Regions from separate parts of the Homo sapiens genome. Here region 2 is linked to region 1. A link is a loop called in an ENCODE intact Hi-C map of the cell type or tissue named here. Cell type or tissue: ascending aorta. All regions are shown on one strand.

The links. Hi-C counts contacts between places; a loop is a spot of excess contacts. Peaks named below come from ENCODE experiments on the same cell type or tissue, not always from the same donor. Only the 100,000 strongest peaks of a DNase experiment are listed, where the experiment ranks them.
Region 2: it touches region 1 in a loop (6-fold over the local background); 6 of 110 quality-filtered maps call a loop at or near these places.

The regions. Positions count from the first base shown.
Region 1 is chr5:79,129,988-79,137,987 of GRCh38, reverse strand. It overlaps BHMT (betaine--homocysteine S-methyltransferase), which reads right to left. Exons shown (of 8, transcript NM_001713.3): 8 at 5,700-7,055. The coding sequence ends at 6,872. Among named protein-coding and RNA genes, the nearest start is that of BHMT, 22 kb to the right of the region's middle. In ascending aorta, CTCF peaks have their summits at 4,182 (motif pointing left) and 4,734 (motif pointing right); a DNase peak (open chromatin) is centred at 4,177; H3K4me3 peaks cover 1,212 bases; H3K27ac peaks cover 1,263 bases.
Region 2 is chr5:78,463,686-78,471,685 of GRCh38, reverse strand. All of the region lies in intron 8 of SCAMP1 (secretory carrier membrane protein 1), which reads right to left. Among named protein-coding and RNA genes, the nearest start is that of SCAMP1, 110 kb to the right of the region's middle. In ascending aorta, a CTCF peak has its summit at 3,739 (motif pointing left); no DNase peak of the experiment used is centred here.

The DNA.
Region 1 (8,000 bases):
TATATTCATATATATTCACATATATATTCATATATATTCACATATATATTCATATATATATTCACATATAGATTCACATATATATTCACATATAGATTCACATATATATTCACATATAGATTCACATATAGATTCACATATATATTCACATATATATTCACATATATATTCTCATATATATTCACATATATATACACATATATTCATATATATATTCGTATATATATTCACATATATTCGTATATATATTCACATATATTCGTATATATATTCGTATATATATTCGTATATGTATATTCGTATATATATTCGTATGTATATTCATATATATTCGTATGTATATTCATGTATATTCGTATGTATATTCATGTATATTCGTATGTATATTCATATGTATATTCGTATATATGTATATTCATATGTATATTCATATATGTATATTCATATATATTCATATATTCATATATATTCGTATATATATTCTTATATATATTCATATATATATTCATATATATTCATATATATTCATTTATATTCATATATTCATATATATTCATATATATTCACATATATTCACATATATTCATATATATTCACATATATTCATATATATTCACATATATTCGTATATATTCACATATATTCGTATATATTCGTATATATTCGTATATATTCATATATATATTCGTATATATTCATATATATATTCGTATATATTCATATATATATTCGTATATGTATTCGTATATATATATTCGTATATGTATTCGTATATGTATTCGTATATATATATTCGTATATGTATTCGTATATATATATTCGTATATGTATTCGTGTATATATATTCGTATATATTCGTTTATATATTCGTATATATATTCGTATATATTCATATATATATTCGTATATAATATATATATTCATATATGTATATTCATATATATATTCATATGTATATTCATATATATTCATATATATGAATATATATTCATATATATATATATATATATACATGAAGTGTCAATAATTCATTTTATGTTAGATTCTTGTTTACGCTTGAGTGCTGCAGACCATAGGTATTGCTGCAGTCAGAACCCTCACAGGTGAGAGCCAATGAAGGCCTACGTTCACTGCTCAAGGCAAGGGGCAAAGGTCCTGAACTTGTCCTGTGTCTGATGTGAGTCAGCCAAAATCAGAGTGTCAGCACCATACTGGGTAGCCCAATCTCACCAGATCTTGGGATAAAATACAGTTCCTGCCAGCAGAAGCCATCCTATCACCAGGGCTCCCTCCTGGAACCAGGACCAACATAAAGCCTTAGGCTTCTTAGGGCACTTGGTCACTCCAGGAGTGGGGTGGGTGTGAGGGACATGGTACGGGGATGTACAGGGTCACTGAACACTCAGAAGGAGACAAATGAGGACTGGGTCCCATGCTGACTGGTCCAGGCTTGGGGTTCCCTTCCTAGATGGCACAGCTGGCCCTGGCTGCTCTCAGCCACTGGAGGAGGATGTAAACAATTTTGAGGAAGGTGCCTCTGACAACCAGGATCCATGTGGGACCTGCTCCAGACCTGGGGCATCTGCCTGAATGGCCATGGGAAGTGGCTTGGGGCCTGAGGTACAGGGTCCGGGCCACGGACCGCTGGCTTGGGTCTACAGGCCAGGCTGATATCATGTGCCTGAATGCTGGGGAGTAGTCCAGGCTGGAGAGAGAAATCTGGGAGTCATCAAGCTGCTGAGAATGGCCTGATGGAAGGAAAAAAATCCTGAGGTGTCTAGCTCCCAAATTCCACTCTCCTATTCTCAAAATGTGAGAAGCCAGCTCTCTCCCTTCCTAGGTAGATGAAGGACTCTAAACCAAAAATTACTCACTTGATGATTTTTAGAATATTTAGCTTATGCAAATCTACAAAGAATTCTGAACCTTGAAAATAGAAACAGTTCATAATATGAAAAACCACAGACCCAAGTCTCCTTAGAAAACAGTACCTGTGGGGAGGAATGACATTTTCATTTTTCAGCACCAGGCTGAGTCTAGGGTAGTAACATTTTCCCTGCCCTCTGAACAGTGTTACTTGTTTTAGTCGGCTGTCTGTTTAGCCAGGGGAATAATTAATTAACAATTTCAGTCCGCTGGAAACATACCACCAAGTGGCATTCAGTAAATATTTATTGACAATGATGAGGCTATTATTTATTTATATCATCAAATCGCAAACAACTGTGGAGTTTTCCAGCAAGGCATTAGAAACTTGTTATCCTACAGTTGAGAAAATTGAAGGACAGAGAAGTGGGGTGATTTACCCAATGTTCTGCAGGGAGTTGGGGCAAAGCTAGGACTTGCACCCCAAAGTCTTGATTCTAAATGTCTTCCTTGCTTTTTCTGCTATGTGCCACTAGTGTTTTTGAGCCATAGGTGAATTCCACTAAGCTACCTCAGGTGTTTAGGACGTTAACTTTTGCAAAGAACAGTAAAATCTCATTAAGTCAGAATAATTGGAAGAATGACCAGGCTGACTTGAGAAAAAGTCTGAACTATTTAAAAAGATATTCAGCTTTTTCCTTTCAAGATCATGTAGTAAATTGGAACAAATAACCACAGAATGGGGCCAAGCAGAGGTCTTACTGAACCTGCCCAAAAGAACAAACTGGAATAATTTCTGAAGGGTACATTAACAGTTTGCATGCAAGTGATGACTGCTAAAGATAGTTCAGGCATTTAGAGAAATATCTTTTTATTAAAAATAAGTGAAATGTTTCCCTTAATACATTTCATGTAAGTATTTACATAGGAAACTTTCATAAATTTATTTATTTTTATTTTTATTTATTTATTTTTTTGAGATGGAGTTTCACTCTTGTTGCCCAAGCTAGAGTGCAGTGGTGCGATCTCGGCTCACTGCAACCTCCGCCTCCCAAGTTCAAGTGATTCTCCTGCCTCAGCCTCCCAAGTAGCTGGGATTACAGGCGCCTGCCACTACGCCCAGCTAAGTTTTGCGTTTTTAGTAGAGATGGGGTTTCACCATGTTGGCAGGCTAGTCTTGAACTCCTGACCTCAAGTGATCTGCCTGCCTTGGCCTCCCAAACTGCTGGGATTATAGGCGTGAGCCACCGTGCCCAGCCTGGAAGCTTTAATAAATTTAAATGTAAACATCTAACCATCTAACCACAAGTTAAAATGATCATGCGTTTGATTTCATGGCATATAAATTAACCTGTTTTTACTGTTTTGCTGTACATGACTTGTTTGGTATTATTCCTGTAACTCACAGCAGCATAAATGATGACATCTGTCTCTCTCATTTTCCATCATCTTAATTTTTCATCTATCCAATGCCAACAGAATGCCTCCAGCTGCTTGAAAACCGGAAGCATTTTCTGGCCATTCCTTTCTCTCACCACACTCCCACCAATTTTACCAAAGGATCCTACCCTTCCTGTTACCATTTTTGAGAATTCTTTGCATTTGCCTGCCTTTCATCATTTTCTGTTCAAACACTAAATATTCCTTCCTGAAGATGTTTAGAAATATTATACCTTGCTATCTCTAATTCTGTCGTTTAACATCCCACCAGGCATACTATTTCTGAAGCCGTTCATAAGTCCTATTTTTCTCTCTTGAAATTGACTTCTTCCTCCTTTGTTATCTAAGAGCCAGGGTCCTTGACCTGGCAGGTAACACGTGGGAGGTTCCAGACTGACTGAGTGGATGTTATTGACTATCAAGGAGGCTATTTGGGAGAACAGTCTATAAAGCCCTCAAGCCCTTCAGTGTGCTGAAGGCTGGAAAAAAAAAAACGTTTCTGGGGAAAATGGGGATCTAGTTGGAGATGCATAAAGCCTGCCTGCCTGCCTGCTCTCCTGCAGTCCCTCCCCGCCCTCCTTCCTCCCTCCCTGCCTCTCTCCTCCCTCCCTCCCTCTCTCCTTTCTTTCCTTCCCTCCCGTTCTCCCTCCCTTTTTCCCTCCCTTTCTCCCTTCCTTCCTCTTTTTTAATTCCTGACTCAAACTTGTTAAAGGCTTTTCTTGATGGGTGCGTTGTCCTGGATGTGATTCAAAGATCCACATGTCTTAAGAAAAAACTGACCAAAACTGTTAGAGCTTAGCCTGATGAAATAACTTAAGTTCAAACAAAATAAGGTTACTCATGCATTTCCTGCTGGCGACCTGCTGCCCCCATCTGGAGAAGTTGGGAACGGATGTTCTTGATTCATTCCTGCGCAGTTCTTGTTTCCTTTAGGGGTCTGCGTTGGCTTGGCTGTCTTATCCAAAGGTGGTTTGCTACAGTGTGTAGAAGTGTCAGAGTACAAACTGCAAACAGTTTATTTAGTGAGTTCATGTTTACTCTGAGTAACGCCAAAGACCTTTATTTTATTCCTGGCTGGAGGATGACTCCTTAGTTTTGTGGACCATCTGTTCTGGTACTGCCCCCCAGCTTCCCCAACCCTTCCTACAAAAGGCTAAGCTAAAGCCGTCTTTCTTGACAGCCTTGGAATAGTGAGAAGTGCTTCCTGACTTTGCATCCTGCCTTGGTAATCTTATCCTTAAAAGGATAGTTTGGACTTTTGATCTCTAAGGTCCCTCTGGTTCGGAGTCCATAAAAAATATTTACCAGTGAGAAATGTCTATTTAACATAAATCAACTCTTAGGTATTAAATGAGCTTTCTCTCTTAATGAACAAGATTTCTGGAAATAAAATGCACATGTTTGGAGGAGGGACTGAAATTTTAAAAACAATTTCAAAATATGAACTATACCACTAGGAGGCAGTGTTGACATATAATTTAATTCAAGAATGTCTTTACCATAGCTCCTTTTCAGAAAAATATTTTAAAAAACGATGGATATAAAAATGATTAAAGGTTATAATATTTTGGTGGCAACAAAACTCTGAAAAGAATATTAAAGGAACATGCATTTTACACAGTAATAGAACAGCAAGTCCAATAAAATGTCATCTGTGAGTGAAAGCTTTAAATACTGAGCTTGGTTTGAGAATATAAGAGAAATGATAGATAACAACTTTGCCAAAAAAAAAAACAAAAAACAAAAAACAAGTGGAGTTCACTCTTGTTTCCACTAGCCATATGCAGCCTCTGAAAGTTGTGCTGCTTTGGCTCTGTTTCTGTGCATTGAGGGATTAGGGGTGGATTATTAACTCTTAGTAACAAAATTCTAGCAATTTCTTTGCCTTTCCATTTATTTATTTATTTGACAGAGTCTCACTCTGTCTCCCAGGCTGGAGTGCAGTGGTGCAATCTCAGCTCACTGCAGCCTCTGCCTCCCAGGTTCAAGTGATTCTCATGCCTCAGCCTCCCGAATAGCTGGGACTACAGGTGTGTGCCACCACACCTGGCTAATTTTTGTATTTTTAGTAGAGACAGGGTTTCACCATGTTGGCCAAACTGGTCTTGAACTCCTATCCTCAAGTAATCCGTCCACCTCCCAAAGTGCTGGGATTACAGGCGTAAGCCACCACACCTGGCCTATTTTTGTTTTCTAGAATTCCCTGACTGGCTCTCCAGAAAGAGCCAGTAGGGCCTCTTTTCCTTTTAAATACTGCCACCTGCTCCTTTAAAATTCCAGCATACTTGTGAAGTAGGTTTTTCTTTTAAATAGGTGAAGAAATTGAGGTATAGAGGTTTCATGTAAGACTTAGCAAATTGTAGAACCAGGATAAGAATAAAATACAAGCAATATAGTCTCATTGCTCTTCTTTTTAATAGCTGAAAAGAATTACAATTTCAAAACAGCTCAAACAATTCAATAATGTTTAGAAAGCTGCATGACCTCTTTTCTAATACACTGAGGGTAGTCATGTTTCTTCTAATAGTCTTGTATCTTCAGGCTTGAGCTTTTGTAGGAGAGTAGATATTAAATTATCAGAGAAAAATATCATAGTTCTCAATCTAGGAAACCAGGCTAGAGTTTGGAGAATCTCTACTTTTTTCTTATTATATTTTTTAAAAGCTACCAACTAATACAAGCTCACTCTGCTCAGCCTTATGGCCCAGAGGCACTAGGTGGATCCAGTGTTGACTAGGATGGAGAGGGCTGAAATATCCATCTCTCCTCCCCTCCTCCCCATTGGTCTATGTCTTTTACTGGTAGAAAAGTGGGTCACGAAACAGAAGAACTCTGAGAGCAGGACTCTGGGTATTGGATATTTATTGATCAGGTCTCATATGACTGACCTACTTATAAGAATAAACTTAAACAGGATGGTCTCCTTAAGTGTCTTGTAGCAATATTTTTCAAACTGTGGATCCAAACCCAGTAGTGGGTCATAAAAATCCATTTGAAAAGTCTCAACTAGCATGTTTTATAAATGAAATAGAATGAAAAGGAATGGAACAGAAAATACTAGGATGGATCACACATTTAATTTCGACAGTAAGATGTGATGTGTTTTGCTGGGTCATTATATAAATTGTGTTTGTTACTAAGGGTCATGTTCAAAAGAACTTGGAAGCCCCTTTCCATAGCGCTTTATCTGTCCCTGGCTGGTTGCTGAGTCCTTTATGACAGTTCATGTCTCATCCTCTTTGCTAGCCTACCAACTTCTTCAAGTGGCATTAACATCTGAATTACTTTTCCTGTGCAGCAGTGATTTCCATAATACTTTTCACAGGGTGGGTGCTTAGTGAACCTGTTCAAGATTTACTTTGTACTTATTTTGCTCCTAAGAAAATTTCTAAAACATACTTTAAAATTATCAAGTGCTATTTGTAATTCTATTTTGTTCAGGTAATAGCAATAATATGTGTAGGATGGCATTCATGAAAGCACTGCTTTTTAACCCCCTTTTCCGTATTTGTAGGAACTGTGACCCAAACACCTAGAAATTCATCAAAAATAGCTTCTATCGAGGCTACTGTGATTTGAATTTTTGTTTTTCAAAGAGCTCTTTCAGCTGCTGCTCAGTTGTGGCTTCTTTCTGCTGCATCAGCTCGGCTGTTCCTTTGGTCACTCCCCAGCCATCTGGCTTTGACATTGAAGGGTTGTATGGCCGGCCTGAGGCTATCCGAAGATTCTCCCAGTATTCCTTCCTGGCCCTGTGTGAACAAAACACATGACACCAGACAACAGACTCCTCCCCTAGCTTTGGTCTTTATATCATGGAACCATTTAAAAATTATATAATATTTTAAATAATTTCACGCAGCACACAAAGTTGCCTATCAGACATTAAAAAGCAAAGGTGTCAATCTCAGCCACCTGTGTGGGCAGTCTGTGGTTGTTTGGCTTCACCATGATTCCTGACTACGAATTTATATGCTACTGATAAACAATCATTTGCTTACACTTATCCACACATTAATACTTAACAGGAAAAGTATGACATACCATTAACACAGTGAAAAAATCATGTGCTCAGGGTAACTAAGCAGCACAGTAGCATCACTAGAATACCCGTGTCAGCTGCTGAACAGCAACAACCATCAGCAACAGGCTTTGTCTCCATCCATGATGCTGTGTTTTGATTAAAAGGTTACTGTACACTGTATTTTACTTTTGTAGATGAGAAGAAACATCAGAAGCAGTTGAGGGACTGGGAAGCGGTCCATTCTGCTGGAAGGCTTTTTACAGTGTTTCCTCCAGAGGCATCTGCCTCATTAACAATGGTTTTTGTCATAGAAGGTGCCCTTTGATGTAAAAACTGATGTGATTTCTTGTTCTGTTATGAGTGCACATTGAGGGAGCCATCTTTGGATTCTCAGAGTGCATCCATTAAAACACACATTAATCTGGACTAAAAATTCCACCCCCTCCCCTCAATCTGTAAGTCTAAAGTTACTTTGAATTTCTTTTTTGAGACAGGGTCTTACTCTGTCACCCTGTCTGGAGTGCAGTGGTACGATCTTGGCTCACTGCAACCCCCGCCTCCCAGGTTCAAGTGATTCTTCTGCCTCAGCCTTTTGAGTAGCTGGGATTATAGGCCTATGCCACCACATAGGTACAAAATTAGTACAGCTAATTTTTGTACTTTTTGTAGAGAC
Region 2 (8,000 bases), 670 kb after region 1:
ACAATACATGCTGTGGTGGTATATGACACAGAAAAACTGTATCGTGTGGGAAGTAAAGAATAATGGCACTTTATTTAAATAACCCAAACATATGTCTTCATTAAAACATATAGAATACCATTTCAAGAAACTGTGCTTTTATTAAGATCCCTGTCATGCCAAAATTATTTCAACTTTTATAAAAGCTGGGAAAATAAAAACAAATGAGTTTTTTAAATATATTTTTTAAATTCTTGTTTTGAGTTTTTAAAAAAGTATGGACGTCTAAGCCTAATATTTTCAGTTTGAAATTTCTGGAAACCCTCTATGAACCCTCCTGCCCACAGATGGGTCAGATATCCCTTTTGTAACCCCTTGAATTGCCAGTCTAGTTTCACCATGTCGAAATCTCACGCACCCTTTAAGCACTATCTCAAATAATGCTCTGTCTGCCATTTTGTGCCTGAACTAGCTATGGCTTTCCCTATTGAGAGTACCGCCAATCCTTTGTACATTTTGGGGAGCATGTATGTACTTTTTCTTTTACAGGGTTTCTGTCCATTTTGTATTATATCCTACATGCTTTTACTTGCCTAAGGGCAAGAACTAATTCTACTCATTGTTACACCCCCTAAAAGACACAGCTTAGTAATCTGCAGTAGAAGCCACTGAATAATTATTATTACTACCTGCTGAGGATTAAATGTTCCAAAATTGTCCTCATTAATAATAATTTTTAGAAGGTACCAAATAAGTGCAATATGGCTTAAGGAGACTATACCTGTGTTACAAAGTAAAATGCTTAGTTTGCAGTCACCTCAGAGGTTAAATGTTTTTAAAGTATACAACTACTTCACACCTGCTAGGATGGCTGGAATGAGAAAAACGGAAAATCACAAGTGTTGGCAAGGATGTAGAGAAAGTGCTGGTGGGAATGTAAAATGATACAGTCCTTCCAGAAAAGAGTTTGGAGGTGCCTCAAAAACCTAAACATAGAATTACTATAAGACTACATAGGAATTCCACATTGGGTATATATGTACACAAGAGAGGTAAAAGCAAAGACTCAAACAGATAACTGTACACCAATGTTCACGGCAGCACTATTCACAATAGCCAAAAGGTGGGAAAATCTCAAATGCCCATCAACAGATAAACAATGTAGTATACAGATACAATGGAATATTATTCAGTCTTAAAAATGAATGCATTTCTGATACATGCTGCAACACGGATGAACCTTGAAAACATTATGGTAATGAAAGAAGCCAAGTACAAAAGGAAAATATTGTATAACTCCATTTATATGAAATATCTAAAATAGGCAATTCATAGCAAATTAGAGGCTGCCAGAGGCTGAGAATAGGGAGGAATAAAATTATTGCTTAATGATTAGAGTTTCTGTTTGGGGTGATGCAAAGTTCTGGAAATAGACATTAGTAATGGTTGTACAACACTGTGAATGTAATTGATGCCACTGAATTGTATACCTAAATGTAATTAAAATGTCAAAGTTTATGTTATACATATTTTGCCACAATTAAAACAAATACAATACACCAAAAGCCATTAAATTGTATACTTTAGGTTTTTTTAAATTATTTTGTATTTTTTAGAGACAAGGTCTCACTCAGTAGCCCAGGCTGGAGTGTAGTGGTATGCAATCATAGCTCACTGCAGCCTCAAACTCCTGGGTTCAAGTGATCCTCCCACCTCAGTCTCTCCAACAGCTAGGACAATAAACTCACACCACCATGCCTGGGCTGTGTTGTTGTTTTTTTTTTTTTTTTTTTGTTTTTTTTTTTTTTTTTTTTTTAATGTCTTGTAAGGGGTTGGAGGGTAGTCTCATTATGTTGCCCAGGCTGATCTCAAACTCCTCGCCTCAAGTCATCTTCTTGCCTCGGCCCCCCAAACCCTCCCAAAGTGCTAGAATTACAGGTGTGAACCACCATGCACAGTCTAAACCGTATATTTTAAATGGGTGAATTGTATGTGAATTATATTTCAATAAAGCTGATAAAAATATGCATATAAAGATGACTTAGATGAAAGTGCCACATGAACAGCATTATAAATACTCACCAATCTACGAAATCTACCAAATTTGAAGATGCCTAAGATAATAATAATTTAGTTATAGTAACCTAGATTTGGGATCTATTAAGTAGCTAGCTTAGTACTTATTGAAAAAGGTAACAAAATTAAAATTGGGGGTAAAGTTTTTTTTTTTTTGGTGAATATACTAAGAGTATCAGCCGAGGACAGAATATAAACAATCTGCTCAAGAGTGCCATTTTTTTCTAGGAATTCAAAAGTATTACTCTATCTGTGTCCCTTAGAAGAAGGTGACAAGTAACTGGATGACTATTTTAATAGACAATGTGAACCATCCAGAATTGATTCCTAGTCAGCAAAGACGACAGTGCTGAATGGTTCTGAGAGAGAAGTAGCATGCCTATTTGTGACTATAGAAAAATAGTACAGTGGAATTATCAGCTTTCTATCCTAGGTCATAAATAAAGTTACAAAGTGGAAGAGACAAGGGGGAGAGGTGAATGATAACAATATTTTCAAGAAAGTATAGATGATAATCCTTGAACTGGGCAGGTCCACTTATAATATGTGATTTTTTTCCAACCAAACTCACATAGAAAATACAGTATTCATGGGATGTAAAACCCAAGTACACAGAAGGCTTTTTGTATACATGGGTTCTGCAGGGCTGACTCCAAGACTTGAGTATGCATAGATTTGGTATATGGATGTGTGGGTTCTGAAACCAATCCCCTGCATATAGAGGGATAACTGTAAGAGTCACTTTTCACCTAAGAAAACTATCACTTTATATATAATAGGATATCTTCACAAAGCATTTACCATAAAACACCAACTAATGAGACTTAATCACAGTGTTCTCTATCATAGACCCAATTCAGCGCTCCCACAAAAATGAGTATCTGCAGAATATATACTGTAGTAAATAAACAAGATTTGAAACACTTCAGAAAACTTGTTTTTTAAAGAGGTAAAATAACTTTTTTCTAAAATTCTTTCAAAATGCAAAAAATTCACTATTAAAAACTACTTAATGTGAACATGACAGTCTATGAACAAATTTCATGGAAGTGATAATCATTCAAAATCAGGTCCCAAAAGGAATACAAATGATATATCATCTATTAATTACTTCCATATTAAGTTATTCTAGCCATACCAATTAACAGAAGGGAAAAGTTTTGGATTCCCTGATCCATAGTCTCCTGTGATGCATTCATTTACTGTTATTTGACACATTTATAACAACTCCCTGCTTGGCCCAAAACCATTACTCAATTCTTTCTGATAGTTCTAATAGAAAGAGGAGCTTTTGTAAAAACACCATTTGGAAATAATCTGAAAGAAAACAAGAAATCTATTTGTGAAAGATAAGGACTAAACTAGACCCTTCTCCATGCAGATGTATAGGAGACATATATTCTTTCAATATTTGAAATGTGGAGTATAAAACAACACTGTGGGGGAAACAAACAGCACAATCTCATACTGGGCCCTGCAGCACCAATGATGACCCACTTCAGTTATGCAAGACAACAGAAAGCCAACGAAATTACCAAAATCCTATTCACTTCAATTAGGATAAATATATAGGACAGAGCACATTTACCTTAAGAGAAGAACAGCTTAATAAAACCCAACAATTCTAGAGTCAAAACCGTGCACAGATTACGGTTAGAGGGCATTAACTGTTCTTGAAAAGCATGACCCCTAGTGGTTATAAATACTGCTACATACCTGCAAAGGATTTTTTGTCATTAAACTGCCAGTTTTGACCAAGTGTGAAACAGAAAATTAAAAAGGAAAAATTAGGTTTTTAAAATTGGATCTTAATTTCTATTACAGCAAGAGAAATGCCTGCTATTAAAATATGAAAGCTGGTGCAAATTATATTTTAGCTTATAGTATCCCTATCGTACTTCATAAAATCATACAGAAAATCATCTCATCTAAACTCCTTATTTCACAGATAAAGAATCTGAGACCCAGAGAAGTTTAGGAACTTGTGAACACATATAAACAGAAGTTCTGGTAACTTCTTTAACTATGAGGTAAAAACAACAACAACAACAAAATATTAGAGTATGCTGCATGATATCCATATCAATACTTTTATTCGAGAAAGTCATATTTCTTTTCAATGCCTGGCATATGAGCACCATTCTATAACTTTTCCTTTGTGTGGTGGATCCTGAAAAACTGTATACCTGGAAAATGGAAAGGAAAAAAACTGCTGGTCAAAGTATTCAGAGTGTGCACAGAGTAGTTCATTATAGAACAGCTACAGAATAAACACTTCCTCCACACCCTGGCTCTATTGATCATCTGTGCCACACATTCCTCAACCACTGCCAGTGATGGTTAAAGTTCCCTTTATACTTCACCCACAGCAGAGTCTTAATTGTTGTGAGTATTCTCCCCAAAGCCCTCTTCTGACTCCATACACTTTCTAGGCTTCATTTACTTCAACAAGTCAATACTTTCCAGTCTAGAAATCCAGCCTAAAGTTCTTCCCTTGCTCCTAACTCATATATACAAAAGCCTACTCAATATTTATATTTTAATGCCCCACCAGTTAATTTAAACTCCCCAAATTCAAGGTCAACGTGGAAAACATCTTGATCCCCAAACCATTTTTCTTGTACTCTCTTCTTGAATGGTCCATCATCTAAAAACCTGGGTGTCATCCTTGAGTCTTATCTTGTCCCCTACTTCCAGGCCCAGTTGGATTAATCCTTACCTGCTCGTTTTCTCTTGACTACATTTTCTTCACATTTCCTCAGTTCAGGCCACCATCATTACTAATCAGCTTCCTAGCCCGTCTCCTAAGTGTTTCCAAGTACGACTGCTCGGCCCCGCAAATCCCAAATGTATTTCAGAATAAATGCTTCTAAAATTCAAATCTAATCAATTCAATTACTCTCCTCCTTAAAACTCTTCTATGGCTCACTACCACTTTTTGGAGAAGATTTAAACTTCTTAACAAGACCCTGTAGGATAAAACTATACTTACGTGTTCAATTTCATCTTCCAATACCAACAACCTACAATTCTCCTAGCCCCAGCTCACACACCATGTTTTATCTCCCATCCATTCTGAGCTACATTTAATTCCCTGAATTTGCCATGTTATTTCCTACAACTAGATGTGAACGTGGTATCCCCACTCTCTGGTACCTCCTTATCCCTCTTATCCTCTTCCCTGTCCCTTATTCTTTTGCTTAGATAACTATAATGATGAGCAGCCATCATTATATCTCAGCTGAGGCAATACTTAAAAAGACCTCCAAAACCTGATAGGTGTCCCTCTGCTCCCTATACTTACCTCTATCATGGCCATTAAATAACTGAATTGGGGGGCCCACCAATTTATTTCTCTTCCTCACCAACAGGTGATCTCTCTGAGCTCATGCACAGCCCAGTGCCTGGCACGTAATATATGCTCAATAACAGCTGTTTAACAAATGAGTGAAAACTGCCACACACCACAAAACCCTCTACTATACTCAAAATGTATTACATTTCTACTTCTATAAAACACCCTCAATAATACATGTGAAATAATAAAGGAATTCTCCAAAGAATGGTGCTGTGATGGTCAGTGTTACATGTTAATTTGGCTAGGCCGCAGTCTCCAATTATTCAATCAAACACTAACCTAGGTGCCGCTGTGAAGGTATCTTGTAGATGTAATCGGCATCTGCCTTCAGTTGACTTTAAGAAGAGTGTTCTAGATTATCTGGGTATGCCCCATCCAATCTGTTGAAAGGCCTTAAGAACACAACTGGAGTTCCTCTGAGGAAGAAGAAATCCCACTTGTGGACCAGAGTTTCAACTTCTGCCTGAGAGTTCCGGCCTGCCCTCTTGATATCAGACTGACCTCACCAGCCAATTCCCCGCAATTAACCTTTTCATTCTTTCTGTTTCTGATAGCATGCTGACTGATAAAGGCATCTACTAAACAAAAGTAGACACTAAACCAGACCCTGAATATAAAATGATAAAAAGGTCAAGATCAGAAAGGAAAACTATTAACTGAGAAGGCCCTATTCTATGCAGTTTACATTCACTGTTTCATTTAATCCTCACACCAACCCTATGAAAGTGGTTACTCTTCCCATTCCTTCTTTTATTCAACAAATATCTGAGTGCCTATCACATGCCAATCACTGCATGTCACTGTTCCAGATGTGAGAATTACAACCTGAAAGCATACAGAACAGGTCTCCACTCTCACGCAGCTTGGAGTACAGTTGAGGACACCAAACCTGAGTGGTTACAGAAGTCTGTCTCAGGTCACAGAGCTGTAAGTGAAGCTGTCAAAATTTCAACCTGAGTTGTATGGTTCCAAAGCAAAACTCTTGCTCTTCTCATCTAATTCCAATGCTAAAAGACTTGTTCACGCGGGGGGTGCTTAACAGCTGCGTACCCAGAATACATGCACCATAAGGCATAAAAACTGGCTTATGCCCAGGTGCCACAGTAAGCAATATAGACAGTTAAGTTTCCCCAAGAAAACAGAGAATGACATGGTCCCTAAGATACAAGGCAACAAAAAACATTCTGGGAGACACAGCAAGATCGGAGCTGGGTCTTGAAAGAATACTAGTAGGTCTTCAAATAGCAGAGAAGACGAATTAATGCACGGATTAAAAAACATCATATAAACAAAATCTGGAACAAAGGAATGTACATGATGTATTTGAAGAAACCGAGCAGTACAGTCTGACAAGAATAGAAAGTGTGAATCATGGAGCTGTGAGACGTCACCATTAGCCCTTCTTCCCACCACCACTATAATCCCAATCTGTGATTCTCCGAGAGGACAAAATGGCATAATACTGGTGAAGTGTTCTGCATAGGGCCCAGAGTATGGCTGAGCAAAATAAAAGTGATTTCATCATTAGGTTATTAAGGCCCATTTGATGGCTTTATGGCATGTAGTGTGTTTTTACAACCTTAGCAATGCTGGTGTTTCTGAATGTAGCCCTTCTTCGCACTGCCACCAAAATGCCGTTCCCAATCCCAGATCCACGTCAAAAATCTGCAGAGTGCCAATTTGTTGGGGTTTTTTTAAGGTTAATATAGGAATTATATATTAAATGGACTGCGAGAAGGATGAGGGAATATAAGTAACCTGTAAAAAGAATTTCTGGATTAGCTGAGGTTGGAAATGGAAAAGATACTAAAAAGGTATCTAAGAAAGTGAATTAAAAAGTAATGGAAGTGGCTGTGCGTGGTGGCTCATGCCTGTAATCCCAGTAGGCAGAACACGAGGTCAGGAGATCAAGAGCATCCTGGCCAACATGGTGAAACCCTGTCTCTACTAAAAATACAAAAATTAGCCAGGCATGGTGGCACATGCCTGTAATCCCAGCTACTCAGGAGGCTGAGGCAGGAGAACTGCTTGAACCAGGGAGTTGGAGGCTGCAGTGAGCAGAGATCACGCCATCACACTCCAGCCTGGTGACAGAGCAAGACTCTATCTCAAAAAAAGAAAAAAAAAAATAGCTGAGTGTGGTGGCGCATGCCTGTAGTCCCAGCTACTTGGGAGGCTGAGTCAGGAGAATCGCTTGAACCCGGGAGGCGGAGGCTGCAGTGAGCCAAGATCGCGCCACTGCACTCCAGCCTGGCGACAGACAGATTCTGTCTCAAAAAAGAAGTAATGGAAGCACTGACAGAAGCAATCACAGCACTGACAAAAATGTTCAATGGAATTACATAAAGTGCTTAGTGCCATCTCATTAGTAGGTATTCAATAAGTGTTTCTTCAAAAAAAAAAGCTTCATTAAGATAAAATCTGTATACTATGCATTTTACCCTTTAAAGTGTACAATTCAATGATTTTTAGTATATTCATAGAGTTGTGACTATAATATCTACACAACCTAATTTTAGAATACTTTCATTACCCTCACTCCCCACCCCACCCATAAGCCACAGGCAAGCTGTAATACATTTTCTGT